Regions from separate parts of the Homo sapiens genome. Here region 1 is linked to region 2. Evidence: read pairs that join two places in POLR2A ChIA-PET (ENCODE). Cell type or tissue: HepG2. All regions are shown on one strand. Each heading gives the region's core, and the rest is flanking DNA. Links, peaks and the distances in the headings are about the cores only. Region 1 overlaps ASPSCR1 (ASPSCR1 tether for SLC2A4, UBX domain containing). Region 2 holds the start of OXLD1 (oxidoreductase like domain containing 1).

The links. Peaks named below come from ENCODE experiments on the same cell type or tissue, not always from the same donor. Only the 100,000 strongest peaks of a DNase experiment are listed, where the experiment ranks them.
Region 1: POLR2A ChIA-PET joins it to region 2 with 5 read pairs; 2 of 35 experiments call an interaction of 5 or more read pairs at or near these places.

The regions. Positions count from the first base shown.
Region 1 is chr17:81,991,154-82,001,130 of GRCh38, forward strand. It overlaps ASPSCR1 (ASPSCR1 tether for SLC2A4, UBX domain containing), which reads left to right. Exons shown (of 16, transcript NM_024083.4): 5 at 3,668-3,725; 6 at 4,839-4,912; 7 at 5,267-5,693. Among named protein-coding and RNA genes, the nearest start is that of ASPSCR1, 19 kb to the left of the region's middle. RefSeq lists enhancers at 34-741, 2,870-3,577, 9,908-9,977. In HepG2, for the core only: CTCF peaks have their summits at 3,198 and 4,878 (motif pointing left); DNase peaks (open chromatin) are centred at 1,768, 3,188, 3,988, 4,908 and 2 weaker places; H3K4me3 peaks cover 2,441 bases.
Region 2 is chr17:81,664,371-81,674,347 of GRCh38, forward strand. OXLD1 (oxidoreductase like domain containing 1) reads right to left here and starts at 2,235. Exons shown (of 2, transcript NM_001039842.3): 1 at 2,148-2,235; 2 at 666-1,214. The coding sequence starts at 2,207. The coding sequence ends at 831. CCDC137 (coiled-coil domain containing 137) reads left to right here and starts at 2,367. Exons shown (of 6, transcript NM_199287.3): 1 at 2,367-2,530; 2 at 3,359-3,492; 3 at 5,855-6,083; 4 at 7,374-7,456; 5 at 7,706-7,785; 6 at 8,125-9,529. The coding sequence starts at 2,397. The coding sequence ends at 8,334. RefSeq lists enhancers at 1,161-1,270, 1,431-2,352, 2,353-3,274 and silencers at 1,931-2,250, 2,451-2,600. In HepG2, for the core only: a CTCF peak has its summit at 3,657 (motif pointing right); DNase peaks (open chromatin) are centred at 1,481, 1,936 and 2,311; H3K4me3 peaks cover 2,476 bases.

The DNA.
Region 1 (9,977 bases), core at 1,647-6,646, 330 kb after region 2:
CTGTAAATCAGATTCATGAGCTCAGCCATGGAGGGGATTTGTCCTCTCTCAGAGGTGCCCCCGGGCTGTGCTGGCGTGGGCACCCCAGGTGGGAGTGGCCCCCAGTGTGCCCGGCCCCTGGCTGGATCTCTTCCCAGGCCCCCAGCCCTCTGCTCCCAGCCTTGACTCAGTGCTTGGGGGCTGGCTGAGTGCATCTCAGCCTGTTCCTCCTTCTGTAGGTAAAGCCGTGGCTCCGGGAAAGCTGGGTGATTTCTGCAGCCCTCTGGGTGTGCTGGGGTGTAGGGATGGGCTGCTGGTGAGGACAGGGCTCTGCCAGGTGGAGCACTGGCCTGTGGCCACACTCAGGGTGGGTCTGTGCATGCTGCTGGGCCAGCTCAGAGCTCTGCGGCCCGTCCCTGTCCATCCCTGCCCGTCCCTGTTCATCCCTGTCCGTCCTTGTCCATTCCTGTCCATCCCTGTCCATCCTTGTCCATCCCTGTCTGGACCTGGCTGGGTTGAGAAGGCCGGAGCCTGCCCCAGGCTCTCCCAGGCTCTGTCTAGCCGCTTGGCGGCTGGGCTGTCATGTGGTGGGTGATGCCCTCTGCGGGCCTCCCTGAGCCCAGTGGCTCCTGGCCTGCAGCCACAGCTTCTGTTCCCGGCAGGGCGCATGCTGCTGCCTGGGCTCTCGTCAGCACCTGTGTTTGCGCCCGGCTTTGTCATACCCAGACAGGACATGAACACAGAGAGCTCTAGACTCACTGCCTTGTCCCCAGCACACAGCCGCGCCTTGCCGGAGCGGGGCCCCAGCGGGGCGGGGTTTGTGGTGCATAAAGAATATGCCCTCGAAGCCAGCAGCAGAGGCGTGTCTGCCCTCCTGGCCGTCCCGCTGGCTTCTGGCCCTGGCCGGGTGGGGAGCTCTGCTGGCTGGAGAGTGTGTGAGAGTGTGCCAGTACCCTGCTGCGAGCAGGCACCCGCGGAAGCGCCCCAAAGCACTTCTTGCATTTCTGGCTTCGGAGCATGGTGTCTGGTGGCTTGGCCTGGCCTGGGGTCCCCGGGAGGCCCTGGGTCTTGCCCCTGCGGACATTGGGACTTGCAGAGGTCTGCGTGGGGGAGGGGGAGTAGGGGCTGTGTCTCCTCGGGCGCTGGAATTTCCCCCGGGCCCTGGCGTCCTGCACACTGGGCCGGCGTAGAAGGTCTGGAACCGATTGCCCACCACCCCTCCCTGAGATCCCGCATGAGGGAGGGAATCTGATCCCTCTGGAGGAGCCGCACATCAAAGCCGGGCTGGCGTTTGATGTCACGCTGCTGTGCTCTGTCCCTGTTTGTGATTTGAGGTCCCCAAGCTGGCGGTCAGTGCCGGGGAAGGACTGTGAGTTGGGACTCTGGCCACCCCTCAGCCCAGGCCTCCCCAGCCGTAGAGAAGTGGCCTCATGACCATCTCCGGACCCCTGGCCATCTGTGTCATGCTGGGGAGCGGGGACCCTGGGCCCTCCCTGTCCCCCTTCCTGGCCCTGGGGGCTGTGCTTCCTTGAGGCCTCTCTCTGCCTCTGTCCGGGTTCTGCTCCGGCGCATTTTGAGGCCTTGTGTTTTCCTGAGCCCTGCGTCTCGGGGCCTCTGGGCCGAGTCTCCAGCCATTTGGAGGGAAGGCAAATCCAAGGCCCTTTGTTGGCTGCTCTGTGGGACGGGAGCTTAGGGAGTGTGTCCCAGCCTGTGCGCAGAGGACACCCGCCGTGTGTGTGGTGCGCACGTGCTCCACAGGCTAGAGGCCCTTGGGGAAGGGGCTCCCCTGTAGGCAGTGGACCCAGGGAGACCATGGGGCTAAGTCCACGACCCTGTGGGGCCTCTGCAGCCAGACCAGGCTGTCAGAGTCGGGGCCTGGGTGGGAAAGGGATGCCCCTCCCCCAGGATTGAGGACGTGAAAAATAAAGGCCACGAAACAAAAGAAAACACGTCAAACCCACACACGTGGCCGAGTCCCCAGGTGTCGGGGCTGGGCCTGTCCTGGGTGTGGCACCTTGGGCTTTTCTGCTTGGTCTGTTCTCATTTCAGGGAGGCAAGTCCTGCCCTTTTTTTTGTTTTGTTTTGTTTTGTTTGTGTTTGAGACGGAGTCTCGCTCTGTCGCCCAGGCTGGAGTGCAGTGGCGCGATCTCGGCTCACTGCAAGCTCCACCTCCTGGGTTCACGCCATTCTCCTGCCTCAGCCTCCCGAGTAGCTGGGACCACAGGCGCCCGCCACCACGCCTGGCTAATTTTTTGTATTTTTAGTAGAGACGGGGTTTCATTGTGTTAGCCAGGATGGTCTCGATCTCCTGACCTCGTGATCCGCCCATCTCGGCCTCCCAAAGTGCTGGGATTACAGGCGTGAGCCACCGCGCCCGGCTGAGTCCTGCTCTTTCAAGTAGGTCAGCAGATCCCAGGGTCGGGGCACGGTGAGTGCACAGTGGACCCCTGCGGCCCTGTAAGCACACAGGTGGGTTCAGGCGGAGGCCGAGAGTTCCTGTCCCAGCATCCCGCTCTGTGCATGGATGTGCACGTATGTCTCGACCTGGACACTGCAGCACCCTGCCCTCTGACCCTCCCAGTACCCCCCATCCCGGAGGGTTGCTGCAAGCAGTTTCCAGCCCAGCTGTTACCTAATCTTTATCCCCTGTGTTCTGGTCACCAGCTCAGCCTGTGTCTTCCTGTCCCACCTGAGCCCTTGCAAGGCACACTGGCCATAGGGCCTGGCAGGGCACCTGCATGACCTGAGGCCGGCCCTGGCCTCCCCTTTGCCTAGGCTCTGGCCATCTGCCCCCTCCTCTCGGATTCCCCTCCCTGGAGAGGGACTGATGAGGGGCATCTGCAAGGAAGGCCTGAGAAGGGCTTTTGTTTTTCTCAGTGGGGAGGATTTCACGGTGGGGAGTTGGAAACGCAGAGGCAAGCCCGCCTCATGCAGCAGGTGCCACCAGCAGTTCACATGCTCTGGGGCTGGATGTGACGGCATGTGCCCGTCTCCCGGGCTGCCATGCACATCAGGCATGTGTGGGAGGCGTGCTGCATATACCTGCCCACCCATGCACGGGTCCAGCTGTGCCTCCTGCGGGGCGAGGCTCAGAAAGACACTGGTGGCAGAGTCCGACATGGACTTATAAGCACGGCCTCCCCGGCCACAGGCAAGCGGGCGTGAGCGGAGTGCAGCGCCCCTCCCTCCATGCTTCGGTGACATCAGGCGTCGGCTTTGAAGGAGGACATCAGGCGGTGGAGACAGGGGCACCTCCTCTTAGTGGGCGGCTTAAGATGAAAGCCCAGACGTCGGTACCCTGACTCTCAGGCTCCTGAGTACAGGTGTCCGTGAGCCGCATTCCGGAGCCAGTGCTGCTCGCCCCTCCTGTGCGGTCCCTGGGCCCTGCCGGCAGCTCCACGTCCTGCCAGCGGCCCCGAGACTGGAGGTCTCGGGGGGAGCCCCCAGGCCACGCACCACAGGCCAGGGTCCTTGGGAGCGCCCCCGGCTGTCAGGTGCCTCCTTTTGGTGGTTGTGGGGCGCAGTGGGGCTGAGGTCTGTGGCCTGGGCCTGGGCCTGGGACGCTGTCCTGGGTGGGTGCTGGGTGAGGGCCCCACACCTTTGCTTTCCGAGTCTCCTGCCCCAGGGCCTCCGTGGCACTGGTTGAGCTGCCCTGGGGTACCTGATGGTTTCTTTCCTCTCCTCCCAGGGAGTGCCTGCAGCACCCCGGCGGGGCCACCCCAGTCTGCGTGTACACGAGGGATGAGGTAGGCGGCCTGCTCTTGCTCACCCAGTCCCCGCTCACTTTCAGCCCACTTTCCAACTGGAAAATCTGCTGTCCCGCAGCCGTCTCCAGGGCAGTGGCGGGAGACTCGGGCTCTTGAAAGCACGACGTGTTTCATGGAAAAAGAGGGAGTGGCCGGCCCTCGGAGCCCGGGCTGCCCCGAAACCTCCCTCGGCGCCCTGTTTGTTTTTTCAGCTTCTCTCAAAGCCCAAGAGTCACAAAAGTGGTTTCATTTAATAAATATTTGCTTTGCTCGGTGTTTTGATCATTTTCAAAACCGAGTGTGGCGTGGCGCAAGCAAAGCCCGCCGTGGCGGGACCCTCCTAGCGCTCGTCCCTGGCCTCACAGGGGCCTTTTGTTTCCACGCTGGCTGAGTGCCCTTTGCTGGGGTGGGGGGGCACTGGCCCGGAGGGGCCCTGGGGGGCCAGGACATTCCCCGCATTTATCCCCATTTGGAAGCTCCCTGGCTGGGGCTGTGACGGGGAGGTTCAGGTCTACGTCCTCCCTTGAGGGGATGAGCCACGGGGCTCAGGACCCAGGCCCAGCACTGTCCTGAGGCTGTGGCCCTCAGGGACCCTTACACCCTTTGGCTTTTGTGCTGGGCCATTGACTGTGCCCTCGCTAGAGGCAGCTTCTCCACCCCTTCCTCACAGGTCAGAGTTAGCGTATGGGACGTGGCCAGCCAGGCCCGATCCCTGCCCACCCCGAGCTGAGCACCAGGAATGGCCACCCCCGTGGGTGACAGCACGTTCCTGCCTCTCTCGCTCCGGGCAGTGGGTCCTGGCACCAGGGCTTCCTCCTTGCAGCCCAGCTCTGCCAGCCCAGGCCTCAGTGAGCTTGGGTCCCAGCTGCGGAGACCAGGCTGGGGGAGACACGGTCAGGCATGGGCAGCAGGTCCTGCCCCGGCTGCAGACCAGACTCAAGCTGGGCCTTGTGGAGGGTGTGGACCGGCAGGGGCCAGATGTGGGGGGTGGGTAGGATGGAGGCCAGAGAGGGCACGTGGCCTGTGGTCCTGGTGGTGCCGGTGCCCGGAGGGCTTCCCTGGGCTCTGGGGTCCCGGTGCAAGGCGCACCTGTCCTGGCTGCTCCTCCTGCAGGTGACGGGTGAAGCTGCCCTGCGGGGCACGACGCTGCAGTCGCTGGGCCTGACCGGGGGCAGCGCCACCATCAGGTAAGGGCAGTGCTGCTGGGGCCGAGGAGTCTATTTAGCTAAAAAAAAAAGTGGTCTCAAAGGAAAGGAGAAAGGACACGTGGCAAGTGGGGAGTAGGTGTACCCAGGCCCTCATCATGGAGAGCGCCTGGTGGCCTCTGCCTGCCTGTGGGCGTGGGGGCTGGGCTGCCCCGACCTCATCTCTGTGTCCCCCAGAGGGGCGGTGGATCTTGGGAGGGCGCATGGGGCAGGAGAGGGTGAACCGGGGGCGGGAGAGGGTGAGCCGGGGGCGGGAGAGGGTGAGCCTGGGCCGGGAGAGGGTGAGCCGGGGGTAGGCACCACAAGGTGCTTCCCTTGTCCTCTGGCCCCACTCAGGTTTGTCATGAAGTGCTACGACCCCGTGGGCAAGACCCCAGGAAGCCTGGGCTCGTCAGCGTCGGCTGGCCAGGCAGCCGCCAGCGCTCCACTTCCCTTGGAATCTGGGGAGCTCAGCCGCGGCGACTTGAGCCGTCCGGAGGACGCGGACACCTCAGGGCCCTGCTGCGAGCACACTCAGGAGAAGCAGAGCACAAGGGCACCCGCAGCTGCCCCCTTTGTTCCTTTCTCGGGTGGGGGACAGAGACTGGGGGGCCCTCCTGGGCCCACGAGGCCTCTGACATCATCTTCAGCTAAGTTGCCGAAGTCCCTCTCCAGCCCTGGAGGCCCCTCCAAGCCAAAGAAGTCCAAGTCGGGCCAGGATCCCCAGCAGGAGCAGGAGCAGGAGCGGGAGCGGGATCCCCAGCAGGAGCAGGAGCGGGAGCGGGTAAAAGGGGCTCTAGGCCTTGGGACTTGGGGGTGTCCTTTCTCCTGATGTGTAGCCCTGCGTGGCTTTAGCTGGTCAGCCTGGTGGCGTGGCCGTGATGCGGGCAGAGGAACCCAAACGCGCAGAGGAACCCAAACGCGGGGCTCTGGACAGGAGCCTTCTGACTTCGCCCAGGAAGGAATTTAGGGGTAAGCAGGTGGTAGAGAAAGTAGCTTTACTGAGACGGTGGCTGTGTCTGCTCCGGGATGAGGCCGTGTCCGCTCCGGGATGAGGCCGTGTGGGCTCCGGGATGAGGCCGTGTTGGCTCCATGACAAGGCGGCAACTGTGTCAGCTCCGTGTTGGCTCCGTGATGTGTGGCACAGAGCAGGGCCGCCCTGGGGTGGTGCATGGAGGGCAGCAGCTCAGGGCATGGCCGTGGTCACATTTACATCCACTCAACTACATGCACGTTAAGGGGTGGGGCATTCAGAAATCTCTAGAAAAGGGGTGGTAACTTCCGGGTTATGGCCAGGGAAGGGGGAGCTGGTGAACGCATCAGCCAGTCTTCAATCTGGTCTGGAATCAAGCCCCACCTCCTACCTGAGCAGGGTCACTGGGCTTGTTCTTAGCTTCTCAGGCAAATGATTTTTTTTTTTCTGGGTTTTTTTTTTTTTTTTTTTGAGACAGAGTCTCACTGTGTCCCTAGGTGGGCGTACAGTGGCGCGATCTCGGCTCACTGCAGCCTCTGCCACCCAAGTTCAAGTGATTACTCCTGCCTCAGCCTCCCGAGTAGCTGGGACTACAAGCGCGCACCACCAAGCCCAGCTAATTTTTTTGTATTTTTAGTAGAGACAGGGTTTTACCATGTTGTCCAGGATGGTCTCAATCTCTTGACCTTGTGATCCACCCACCTCGGCCTCCCAAAGTGCTGGGATTACAGGCGTGAGCCACCGCGCCCAGCTCTTTTTTCTGGTTTTAAACCACCTTTACTGAGGCACCCACTTTTTTTTTTTTTTTGAGATGGAGTTTTGCTTCTGTCGCCCAGGCTGGAGTGTGGTGGCGCACTTTCGGCTCACTGTAACCTCCACCTCCCGGGTTCAAGCGATTCTCCTGCCTCAGCCTCCCAAGTAGCTGGGACTACAGGCGTGTGCCACCACGCCCAGCTAATTTTTGTATTTTTAGTAGAGACGGGGTTTCACCATGTTGGCCAGGCTGGTCTCGAACTCCTGACCTCAGGTGATCCGCCCGCCTCAGCCTCCCAAAGTGCTGGGATTACAGGCTTGAGCCACCGCGCCCAGCCTAATTTATTTTTATTTTTATTTTTCATAAAGACGAGGTCTCTCTCTGTTGCCCAGGCTGGTCTCGAATTCCTGGGCTCAAGCGATCTTCTTATCTCAGCCACCCAAAATGCTGGGATTACAATTGTGAGCCACCTCACCAGGCCTGAAAGTTACTTTTTATAATATTGTGGATAGTATCATGCTTCCTGTTACATCTTTGACTGGCTGACTCCTTGCTAGTTCTAGTGGCGTCTTGGTTTCTGTCGGGGCCTCTGCAGACCTTTCCCTTTGTCCTCTCATCGTTTTTCTTCCTGTGTTGCAGCGAATGGGCCTCTGGTGCTTTTGGATCGTGGCGATCTTAGTAGACATCCTTCCTTGTCTTGATCGTAACAGGAATTACTAGTCATTTCTCTGCCAAGGATGATGTGTGCTATAAAAAGCCTTTATCAAGCAGAGAAAGTTACTATTCCTAACTTTCTGACATTTAAAAAAATCTTAAGTGGGTGTTGAACCGTTTCAGTGTTTTCAGCATCAATGGAGATGACCGTATGCTTTATTTTATTGGCTTGTGCATGTGTGTTCATAAGTGAGACAGACTTTTTTTCCTTGCTCTGTCTTCATCCAGTTTGGGAATCGAATTTCACCTGGCTCACAAGGGAGCTGGGCAGTGGCCCCTCTTTTCTGGGTTCTGGAAGTTCTCCGAAGGTTATGGCCACTGCTCACTGCAGACTACACCCACCACTGGGGCACTGGGCCCTTGGCGGGGAGTGCATGCAGGCAGGCGGCCAGGTGCTGACCTCCGAGCATGCCTGTGTGTGGCTGTGGCCTGACCCTCTCCCTCACGCCTCCCCCCAACCGTGGGGACCTCGTGTCTGTGGGGTCCCTGGCCCTGTGGCTGACTTTTCCTTTGTCCCTGTCCTGACCCCGCATCAGAGCCCTGCACCTGGGCTGCTGAAACCTGACTTCCTCAGCTTCCTCACCTGCAGAACTAAGGTGTTCGTGGCATTTATGGGTTTTGTGCCAAAAGAGGCAGACTGGGGGACTGTCATGCGGCTTTCGGTGACAGGGATGGGAGGAGGCTGTTTCCCAGCCCCTGTGTCCCCTGAGGGCCAGGCTGCCAGCTGCCAGCCACAGCCCAGGGGCCAGGTCAGAGCTTCTTGAGCTCCTGCTGACGTAGTGGGCCTGGAAGGCCCCCATGCCTCCATCTCCTGTGGACATTTAAAATATTTGTGTCTGGGCCTGTGGCATGGTGGCTCACACCTGTAATCCCAGCAGTTTGGGAGACCGAGGTGGGCAGATCACCTGAGGTCAGGAGTTTGAGACCAGCCTGGACAACATGGCAAAACCCTGTCTCTACCAAAAATACAAAAATTAGCTGGGTGTGGTGGCAGGTGCCTGTAATCCCAGCTACTCGGGAGACTGAGGCAGGAGAATCTCTTGAACCCGGGAGGCGGAGGTTGCAGTGAGCCGAGATCGTGCCACTGCACTCCAGCCCGGGTGACAGAGTGAAACTCCATCTCAAAAAAAAAAAAAAAAAAGAAAACAAGAAGTGGCCAGGAGGGCTCTGTGCACATGGCCCCGGCCTCGGCTGTCCCCTGGGCACTCGTGCTACGTGTCCCGGAACTCAGGTGAGGTCAGGAGTTTGCTTCCTCCTCCTCTGGCCACTTCTGAGTGAAGCAACCTCATGCCTCCCTCTTGCCTCCCGGCCACACACCTGGGAGGGCAGAGGCCGGGCGTCTGCACCGTGTTGGATGTGGGGGCTCCCATCTAGCCCGGCGTCAGGGTCCAGCCCCTCTGTTTTCTGTCCCCCTGGCTGTCCTGGGACTGTTCCTGTTGAGTGGACAAGGGAGTGGGGAGTGAGGGTGTTGGGTCCATTCTAGGACTATGATGGTGTTGGCACCCCATCCTCCCTCTGGGAACTCTGCCAAACTCTGCACTGTGACACCTGAGTCCCCATGAAGCGCTCGTGCCCCTCGACCCGTGTGCTCCGGGTGAGCAGGGGCTGACCCCCTCTAGGCCTGCTCTTGTGGGGACCCCTCAGTGTGAGAGACACAGTGGCTGTCATGTTCCCCCATTCTAGAGGCGTGGGCCTCAGCCCCTTCCCTCCGTGACCAGGGCGGGTCTTGTCTGCAGAGCGTGGGGCGTGGAGCATGGGGCTCGCAGCCCAGAGTAGTGCCCGCCCGTGCTCGCCCGTCGGGAGGCGCTGTTGGGGTGGGGTCTTGGCTGGCAGGAGGGGTCCAGGGGAGGGAGCGTGTGCCTGGCCTGCATGGCGTGCTGAGGGCCTTTGATCTGGGACTTGGGCAGCTGATTGATGGAGGGCGTCCTGCCTGCCCCGCGCCTCCCATCGCCGCCAGCCGCACACGCAGAGGGCCCGGGGCCACATGCCGCTGCTGGGTCCCTTTCAGTGATGGGGGGAGGGGAGAAGGGAACAAAACAGAACTTTTTTGGGGAACTTCAAAGGTACACTTTAGTAAGCAAAAAGAGTTTCCAAGTTTCCCATTAATGTTTTGCCTGTGTGTGGTTTTTGGACTTAAATAAAGAGTCAGAAGGAAGAGACAGGATAAAATACAGGCAGGTCCTCGGCCGAGACCCGGGGTGGTTCACAGACCCGGGCGGTTCCTGCCTTTGATGTCAGGCATTAATTATTAGAAGGTAGTTTTACTGGCGATCAGAACCGGGCGCTGGGAGAGGCTGGGGCTGCCCGGCGCCCCCTGGCCCTGTCTTTGAAGTGCCTCCACTGGCTGGGAGGCTGCCCTGCAGCCCTGTGCTGGGCTGGGACGCCAGTCCCAGCAGACGCCCCCCACAACTCGGCCTCCCGGCAGCTGGCACGAGGGCCGCTCCTGATCAAAGGCTGGGTCTGCCCGCACGGGCTGGCGGCTGCTGCCCTGCCTGCCCCTCCCGCCTCGGGGGTGAACCTTGCTCCTGGAGCCGGGGCCTGGGGTTTCCTCAGCACCCCTGCTCACACCCGGCCCTCTGTGGCTGACAGCCGGTGTGGGACTCGTGGGGCGGGGAGGAGCCTGTCCC
Region 2 (9,977 bases), core at 100-5,099:
AAGGCTTTGCCACAGTGACTCAATGAGATCAGATGGCCTTCCCTCTGCTGCACGCTGAGAGCAACCAGAGCAGGCCTTTGCCAGGACTTGGGGGAAGGTGGGACCTGGCCTGGAAGGGGCACTGGGGTCACTGTCATTTGACTGTTCAACGAAAAGGGGTCCTATTTATTGAGTCAGAGTTTCACTCTCGTCACCTAGGCTGGAGTGCAGTGGCATGACCTCAGCTCACTGCAACCTCTGCCTCCTGGGTTCCTCAGCTTCCTGAGTAGCTGGGATTACAGGCGCCTGCCACCACACCTGGCTAATTTTTGTATTTTTAGTAAAGATGGGATTTCACCATGTTGGTCAGGCTGGTCTCCATCTCCTGACCTCATGATCTGCCCGCCTCAGCCTCCCAAAGTGCTGGGATTACAGGTGTGAGCCACCACACCCGGCTGGGGGTCTTATTTTCACCACACTCGGCTGGGGGTCTTATTTTACCCTCATGGCAGGGTGATGGCTGCAAGAGCTCCGGAGGTGCATAATGCCGACCTGGACCTGCTCGCTTTGAAGATGCAACACAAGCCTTACGGACAACCACACAAAAGCCTCCTGTTGAGGCCAAATCAGCAGCCATTCTGGTTGGCAGACATACTGCCAAAAAAACCACCCCCAAAACAAAAACCTCCTGTGAAACCACCATAGAGAATTTATTTTTTTCTCAGGTGAAGTCAGTAACTAATTCTTCCTATTCCCGTTGGACACAAGGAGTCTGTGAGGGGGTGTGAAGGAAGGAGGCTGCGGCTGCGTCCTGGACTCCGTCCTGCGGTAGGGAGTCCAGCAGGGATGGCTCAGCCTCCGCACCTGGTGTGCAGCCGGATCTCCATCCTGAGGAAGGCCTTGAGGTTCTCATCAGCCACGTGCTCCTCCAGGGCAGCCAGGGCCCGCTCCCCACCGTCCTGGAAGTGCTGCAGCAGCCTGTCCGCGTACTCCACCCACACGCAGTTGGGGCAGCCACTCATGCAGCAGTTTGTGGGCGGCTGGAGCTCAGGTGGCAGCGATGCCTTGGGCGGCCTGGTGCCGTCCGCACCTGCTTGGGAGCCCACCTCTACGTGGTCTGTCCCGAATTTTCTGCGCCCATCAGGGGCTTGCGCTCCGGGATGGTGCCTTTGAAGAAAGCTGCCACCTCCAGGAAGCCTCTGGCAGCAGTCCGGGCTGGAGAACCGGCGAGCCCCCTGAGGATGCAGACAAACATGTGACTCTCCAGGAAGCTGGTGAGGCCCGGTCTACCCCCAGCAGTGAGGACATTTCAGCTCTCCTGTCATTGGGCAACTGGCTCCATGTCCTCAGCTTTTTCACTTCCTGTGACTTTAGACATGTTATTTCACCTCTCTAGACTCAGTTTCCCCACTGTGCAATGGAAGTCATGGGTATGACACGGTGTGATTCACAAGAAGTGCCAGGATCAGGGCCTGGCGCCGGGTGTGCACTCAAGCACATGGTGGGGGGTGGGGGAGGCACTCGACACCTCCAGCTAAGATGGCTGCTCTGTGGACACCAGTATGCGAGAGGTGTAACCCTGTAAGCTCCTGGCCAGCCCAGCACCTCTACCAGTATAACCAAGCCCCACCACCTCTGAGGGACCAACCGGAAGAATCGCACCACCCTTTATCCAAGTTTCCCTGTCACAAAGCCCAGGCCTCTCAGGCCCCTCTCATCCCAGCGTGAATGTCCTATAGGCAGTCTTCCGTCGCTGCCCTGCTCTATCTACCCAGGATCACGGACTGACACGCTACCAACTTCACTTATTTAACTAGTCCTGCGAGGGGCATCATCCGCTCCATGTCCACGGCCAGTCCCCAGAGCCCAGGAGGGCTCGCACACAGGCGCTCGGCAGATACTGAGAAACAGGAAAGTGGCCGTTCACCGGGCTGCTTCCTCTCCCAAGGCTAAGCGGCCCCTCCACAGATTCCGGGGCGGGGACTCGGTAAGAGCCGATGGAGGAGAGGAGCGAGGGGTCCTTCGGCGGCGGCCAGCGCGCGATCCTCCCGGCTCCGTCCCCACATGCGGGTGGAGGGGCCGGGGCTCCTCCCGGTACGTGCGGGCCCCCGGACAGCGGCCTCTCGGACGTGCCCTTCGGCGCTGCCAAGACCCGTCCTGGTACTTGCCGAGCCACGGACCGCGGCGGCTACCGCCCGGCCTCCCTCGACCACCCTCCGCAGCAGCATCGCCCGCGGACGGGATCCGGCAACCCCTGACCGTGAGCGGCGGGCGCTCCGGCCAATCCCGGACCTTCAGGAAGTCGCGCCGCTCCAGCCAGCGTGAGGCTGAGCGCAGGAAGCGGAAGTGCCGATCGGTGGGGCGGAACCATGCAGGAAGGCGGAAGTGGCTTCGCTAGGGAGCCTCCCGGCGTGGAGATGGCGGGAGCTGGTCGCGGAGCAGCGGTGTCCAGGGTGCAGGCGGGTCCTGGGAGTCCCCGGCGAGCGCGGGGGCGGCAGCAAGTGCAGCCGCTGGGGAAGCAGCGCCCAGCCCCGTGGCCCGGGCTTCGCAGGTGACTGCGCTGCCCCGCGAGGCCGCCACACTTCCCCAGAGAAGGGGACGCCTTGAAGGCTCCGCCCGGGACCCCCTAGGGAGCGTTCGCTCGGACCCCTTCCCCAGGTCGGGCTCAGTGCCCTCCTCTGTCTGTGCCCGCGGCCCACGCTCCGCCAGGATCGGTTGAATGAATGGAGGCGCGAGCGAGTCCTTGGTTTTGCCTTTCCCGCGTCCCAGTGTCCCGTCTTTGTGGTTCTGGACGAGGTCAGGGCGGAAAGGCCTCCTGGGCTTTCGGAGTGCCTTTCGGCCTCGCGTCCCGTGAGGAAGGGGTTCAGGGACAGCCACTGAGTGAGACCGAGAGGAAAGATCCCTGCTCCCTGGACTGCTGGACCGGCTCGCACCACAGAAGCCAGATGTGGCCCCTGTATAGATAGATTCTTTTTTTTTTTTTTTTTTTGAGACGGAGTCTCACTCTGTCGCCCAGGCTGGAGTGTGGAGTGCAGTGGCGCGATCTCGGCTCACTGCAAGCTCCGCCTCCCGGGTTCACGCCATTCTCCTGCCTCAGCCTCCCGAGTAGCTGGGACTACAGGCGCCCGCCACCACGCCCGGCAAATTTTTTGTATTTTTAGTAGAGACGGGGTTTCACTGTGTTAGTCAGGATGGTCTCGATCTCCTGACCTCGTGATCCGCCCATCTCGGCCTCCCAAAGTGCAGGGATTACAGGCGTGAGCCACCAAGCCCGGCCAGCCCGTGTAGATTCTATTGCCAGACCCAACTATTGTTTCTCTTACTGATTCTGCTTGTGCTTTACTTGGGACGGGTCTCACCCCCGTGTTCTTTCTCCCAGCAAAGAGAAGAAGAAAGTGAACTGCAAGCCCAAGAACCAGGACGAACAGGAGATTCCTTTCCGGCTCCGGGAGATTATGAGGAGCCGCCAAGAGATGAAAAACCCGATCAGTAACAAGAAGAGGAAGAAAGCAGGTGTGTGCAGGCCCATACTGGGCGGCAGTGAAGCTTTGTGTGTCTCAACCCGCCCAATCGCCCAAATACTTCAGAACGTTTCAGGCAGAGGAAATATGCCAAGACCCGGTGCTCAGAAGGTGGGGGAGCGTGGCCAAAGCTAAAGCAGTGGCTGGCAGCTGGTGGCGCTGTGGTTCCAGACGAGGCTTGGAAGGAGGCTGTGGGGTGGGCGGGGAGGACCCGTTATGGGGCCTCAGGATCCATGCTAAGGAGCGGCGTTTTTTTCTCCCCAAAAGTAGCGAAGATTCATCAGAGTTTTTAGCAGGGCACGGCCAATTCATGTTTACTCTAAGCAAAAAAAGGGTCACCGAGCGATGATGGAGTGAGGGAGAGTGGACCTGGCAACTGGCGGGGCTACTGCCAGGGAGAAGCCATGATTCTTGGGACAAGAGTGCTGAAGCAATGGTAGAGAGAAGTGGGTGGAGTCAGGAGCTGAAGGAGGAAATTCCATCAGGCCCCTCTGAGAAGTCTTGCCTTCCTCCCCCAAGTCTGGGTAGGGTGTCCACATGTCCACCGCTGCAACCCAGAGGTAACACTCTGGGCATGTTGGGAAACGGAGTCCACTGTGTGTATATTTTGCTTATAGACACATTTCTCTTCCCAAACGTGGCACTGGTTTTACAGCAAAGCTGTTTTATAATTTGTGTATAAACTGTAGGCTTCTTGTTGGGGGTTATATGGCTGCCAAAGGGATAGTGAGATAGAGGTGAGGAAGGTGCAGGGAGGAGGCGCACTGGCCTGGGTAGCACATGGCACGTTCTGAACCGTGCTGCATTGAATTGGCACCTTTGTTTGTTTGTTTATTTATTTATTTATTGAGATGGAGTCTTGCTTCCTCGCCCAGGCTGGAGTGCAGTGGCGTGATCTGGGCTCACTGCAACCTCCACCTCCTGGGTTTAAGCAGTTCTCCTGCCTCAGCCGCCTGAGTAGCTGGGATTACAGGTAACGCACCACCATACCCAGCTAATTTTTTGTGTGTGGTTTTTTTTTTTTTTTTTGAGACAGTCTCCCTCTAGCCCAGGCTAGAGTGCAGTGGCACAATCTCAGCTCACTGCTACCTCTGCCTCCCCTGTCCCAGTTCCAGTGCAAGCAATTCTCCTGCCTCAGCCTCCCGAGTAGCTGAGATTACAGGCACACGCCACCAAGCCCAGCTAATTTTTGTATTGTTAGTAGAGACGAGGTTTCACCATGTTGGCCAGGCTGGTTTTGAACTCCTGACCTCAAGTGATTTCCCCACCTCAGCCTCCCAAAGTGCTGGGATTACAGGTGTGAGCCACTGTGCCTGGCCTTTTTTTTTTTGGAGACAGAATATCGGCTCACTGCAACCTCCACCTTCCAGGTTCAAGCAAGTCTTGTGCCTCAGCCCCCCCAGTAGCTGGGATTACAGGCCTGTGCCACCATGCCCGGCTCGTTTTTGTATTTTTAGTAAAGGCTGGGTTTTGCCATGTTGGCCAGTCTGGTTTCGAACTCTGGCCTCAGGTGATCCGCCCACCTCAGCCTCCCAAAGTGCTGGGATTACAGGTGTGAACCACCATGCCTGGCAATATGCATGTCTTCACATATTTATGAACACAACCACCTGCCTGGCACTGTCCGCCTCCTGTGTTCTACACTCGCCCGGGGTCCTGCGCTTGCGTTCTCAGTGGATGTCATAGGTCTGCCCACGTTTCTTTTTTGAGATGGAGTCTCGCTCAGTCGCCCAGGCTGGAGTGCAGTGGCGCAATCTCGGCTCACTGCAAGCTCCGCCTCCCGGGTTCACGCCATTCTCCTGCCTCAGCCTCCCGAGTAGTTGGGACTACAGGCGCCCACCACCATGCCCAGTTAATTTTTTCTGTGTTTTTAGTAGAGACAGGGTTTCACCGTGTTAGCCAGGATGGTCTGAATCTCCTGACCTTGTGATCTGCCCATCTTGGCCTCCCAAAGTGCTGGGATTACAGGCATGAGCCACCGCGCCCGGCAGGTCTGCCCACGTTTCTCTGTGTAGCTCCACTGGGCTTCTTTCGGCAGCTGTGCAATGGAGTCTGTGGGTGATCAGAGGAGAATTCATTCAACCAGCCACCTAGGGGTGGACATTAGGTTGTTTCTGCTTTCCTTTTTCAGCTGTGCTGCAGTGGACATCTGTGACAGGTGCCATTGGGCTGGGGGGTCACGTCCCCGGGGATGCCGGGCCGGGCATTCTACATCCTCTTCAGCTGCTGTCGTTGGGGTGCTTCCAGCCAGCCTGGTCTTCCCTTCCTGTGGCTTTGGGAGGGGAAATGAGCATGGGTCACCTGCCTGCCACTGTCTGCCTCCTGCCTCCTCTGAGGCCTCCCTTTGTCCTCAGCCCAGGTGACCTTCAGAAAGACATTGGAGAAGGAAGCAAAGGGAGAGGAGCCCGACATCGCAGTCCCCAAGTTCAAACAGAGGAAGGGGGAGTCTGACGGGGCCTATATCCACCGCATGCAGCAAGAGGCCCAGCATGTGCTGTTCCTCAGCAAGAACCAGGCCATCCGGCAGCCAGAGGTGCAGGCAGCTCCCAAGGAGAAGTCTGAGCAGAAAAAAGCAAAAAAAGCGTGAGTGGAGGCGGGAGGGGGAGGGGTCTGCCCTGGGAGCCGGAGGGAAGACATTGGGTTCCCATGACGGCCCTCTGCAGGTACCCTGTTTCATAGCCATGGGGCAGCCTGGATTCAGGGAGACCAAGCCAGAGCCCTGGGAGTTGGCGAGTCGGAGCATCCAGCTGGGAGCCAGTGAGGGTGTGGCCTCCAGGAGGCTGCGGAACCTGGGAACTCTGCGGAGACCTCGCTTGGTCCTTGCTTTCACAGGAAAAGCACCAGAAAGCCCTAGCCCTGTGGGAATCAGCCCTGAGGGGGTCGGTCTGAGGGTGACGTGCCCAGGGGTTCTGTTTCCATTAGAACAGAATGTCTCTCGTCCAAGAGACTACACCTTCCTAATTCTCTAAAAGCTTTGGCCGAGTACAGTGGCTCACGCCTGTAATCCCAGCACTTTGGGAGGCTGAGGCAGGTGGATCACGAGGTCAGGAGATCGAGACCATCCTAGCCAACACGGTGAAACCTTGTCTCTAATAAAATACAAAAAAAAAAATTAGCCGGGCGTGGTGGTGCATGCCTGTAATTCCAGATACTTGGGAGCCTGAGGCAGTGGAATCGCTTGAATCCGGGAGGCAGAGGTTGCAGTGAGCTGAGATCGTGCCGCTGCACTCCAGCCTGGTGACAGAGCGAGACTCCATCTCAAAAAAAAGAAAAAAAAAAAAAAGCTTTGAAGGTTTGAGAGGTTGCTTTCAGCTCTGTAGATTCCCTGTTTCTGGATTGTTGTATTACTTATAGTTACCTTAGCCAGTGAAAGTTCATCACAGAGAACGTGGCCCAGATACAGCCTGGCGCCACGGTGATCTCCAGAGCTGTCGCTGAAGGTGAAGCTTCCAGATTCACATTGAGGGAGACGTGATATACAATGCTTGTTAGGCCCTTTAGACACAGCAGCACCGGATGGGCTGGATGAGTCTCTGTTGGGTGGTCTTTGGCAGCCTTCCCAGCCTTCGTGCACAAGGTGCCAGTAGCCCTTGCCCACGTGTCTGCACACATTGTCAGATGTTCCCTGGCAGGTAGCTGTCCCCAGCTGAGAACCACTGGGGGACCTGTGAGGGGCCTGTTGGGGTCAGAGCCTTCTTTGGTGGGCAGCTGTGGGTTTTGGGGTGGTAAGGGGAGCGGGGACTTGGAGGCAGCCACCTGTTCTTGGGTCCCTGCTCTGCCACAGGGGATCCCTTGTGGGTGGGGCGGCCTCTGCCTCCTCCCTGGGTGGAAAGAGAATTTAGGAATCTGAGTGACATGTGCTTTCTTCCCCAGGTTCCAGAAGCGGCGACTAGATAAAGTCCGACGGAAAAAGGAGGAAAAGGCGGCAGACAGGCTGGAGCAGGAGTTGCTCCGAGGTAGCTCTTCCCAAAGCGATGGTGTCAGCAGTGGTCCGGGTGGGGCCTGGGCGCAGGCCTTCTGTTCCCCACCAGCCCTGGCTGCACTGGGCACCTGTGGTTTCCCCTGGGGTCCACAGCCATTAGACCACTGGATGAGTTGGTGTTCTGTCCCAGCCCTATGGGAGGGAGGTGGGCGGGTGGTGGCTCTGGGTGTCAGGGGTGCAGTGGCTGTGGGCAGCAGTCCTCAGTTGTATTCTGCTCCTCCAGACACGGTGAAGTTTGGTGAGGTTGTCCTGCAGCCCCCAGAGCTGACTGCCAGGCCCCAGAGGAGCGTAAGCAAGGACCAGGTAAGTGGGGCACGGGGACAACTTGAGTTTGTCCCCCAGTGCTGCCAGGGAACAGAAGCCTTGGACAGGCTGGACACGGTGGGTCACACCTGTAATCCCAGCACATTGGGAGGCCAAGGCAGGCGGATTGCTTGAGCCCAGGAGTTGATACCAGCCTGGACAACATAGCGAGATCCTGTGTCAAGAAAAAAAAAAACCCTCAGCCAACGTGTGCGCTGTCTGGTGTGTGGCCTGAGAGTGCAGTGTTCTCGCTGGCGGGAGAGCTGTTGAAGCTGTGAGGCTTTCTGTTGCATCCCCTCCTTTCCCAGCCTGTGCCTCACCCTCCCCTCTCTCCCTCAGCCTGGCAGGAGATCGCAGATGCTGCGGATGCTTCTGAGCCCCGGTGGTGTGTCCCAGCCTCTGACCGCCTCCCTGGCCCGCCAGCGGATTGTGGAGGAGGAGAGAGAGCGGGCCGTGCAGGCCTACAGAGCGTTGAAGCAGCGGCAGCAGCAGCTGCACGGGGAGCGACCCCACCTCACTTCCCGGAAGAAGCCAGAGCCGCAGCTGTGATGGAGAGACACCCGGGGCCTGGCCACGCTCTGGGGCAACTGGCACCAGGAGCTGCTACACCTGGGTAGGAGAGAGGCAGGCCATGCCAGCAGTGTGGGGTGAGGCCTCCAGCTACTTGTTCACACGTTGGGCACTAGTGGGTCCACATCTTGCAGGGGGTGAGTGCCCGATGGACTAGGGCCAAGGCCTGGTTGACAGACGGCCCGTGGGGCCCGGTGTCACTCACAGCTCCATCTCTTTGTTTTGAACGTCCATTCTGAGTCTCAGCCCAGGTGGACCTTAGGAAGGGCTGGATCCCTGTCCCTGAACACCAAATACCGAGACAGCTGATGAGGCTGGCTCAGTGTGTGACGGAGGCCCCCGGGAGTCAGCAGAGCCGAGCGTACAGTGCACATCAGGCAGAGCAGGCCACGGGCAGGGACGACGCATCGGGACAGGGCTCTGCAGGGGACCGTGACTACAGGCCAGCTGTGAGTGGTCCCCTACAGAGGCTGCCCACCCAAGGTTTGGTTGGGGTGAAACATGATGACAACACATACACTTAAGAAGGTGGGAACCGGGGGCCGGGCGCGGTGGCTCACACCTGTAATGCCAGCACTTTGGGCAGCTGAGGCGAGTGGATCACCTGAGGTCAGGAGTTCGAACCAGCCTGGCCAACATGGTGAAACTGCATCTCTACTAAAAATACACGAAGAAAAAAAAAACAGTGGGAACAGAGTTGTCACCTACCTAACAGGGCTCTGAGAGAGCCGGGAGGCCCAAAGTGGCTGGAAGAAGGTAAAGGAAAAATCCTGTCTTGGGCTCAAGGTCACAGAGTGGGGCCCAGGGGGAGTTCCTGCTGAGGGCAGGGCCTTGCCAGGCTTCAGTCTCCAGTGCCAAAGGAGGAAATGCCCAGGCTGTCAGCATTTCCAGATGAGAGCAGAAGGGAGAAGCTTAAACCCAAGTCACACATCCAGCAATGGAGTCCGACAGCCCAGCACCATCTGGGAACTGAGAAGCACCTCTGCCCGGCCCCCACACCGTGTGGAAAGTGAGGAGCACCTCTGCCTGGCCGCCACCCCGTCTGGCAAGTGAGGAGCGCCTCTGCCCGGCCGCTGTGCAACCTTCCAAGTGTGAAGTGACAGCCTTGTGTGTGATGTTTTCTGCCTTCCCCAAGTTTGCACTTTCGACATTAAAGTTTACTTTTTAGTTAAAAGTTTTAAATTGGAGAATATATATTTAAAGTCAGGGCTGTTTTCCTCTTATGGGCATGTTTCCCACCTTGTGATGGACCTGGCGGCCCCAGCCCTCGCGTTGGGATGTTGTTTTTGCAGCAGCCAGAACTCAGCCCCAGATCACAAGCAGCAGCTGGAAGGGGGTGGCCTTTCCCTGGGAAAGGGCTGGGACGGCAGCGGGTGGCACTCCCACTCGCTCAATGCCTTTGGTTTTGGGTGTCAGATCGGCCCGTGTATGGCTAAGCAAAGGGATCCCACAGGGCTGGGAAAGCGCTCATGCTCTCCACTGCATCCATGATTCTCAGGTTTTAGCTGCTGGAAGGGAAACCCCTGGTGGTTTTTAGGGCCTCTTTGTTGCCCAGGCTGGGGTGCAGTGGCATAAGCACACTGCAGCAAGTTGTTGGGCTCAGGCAATCCTCCCACCTCAGC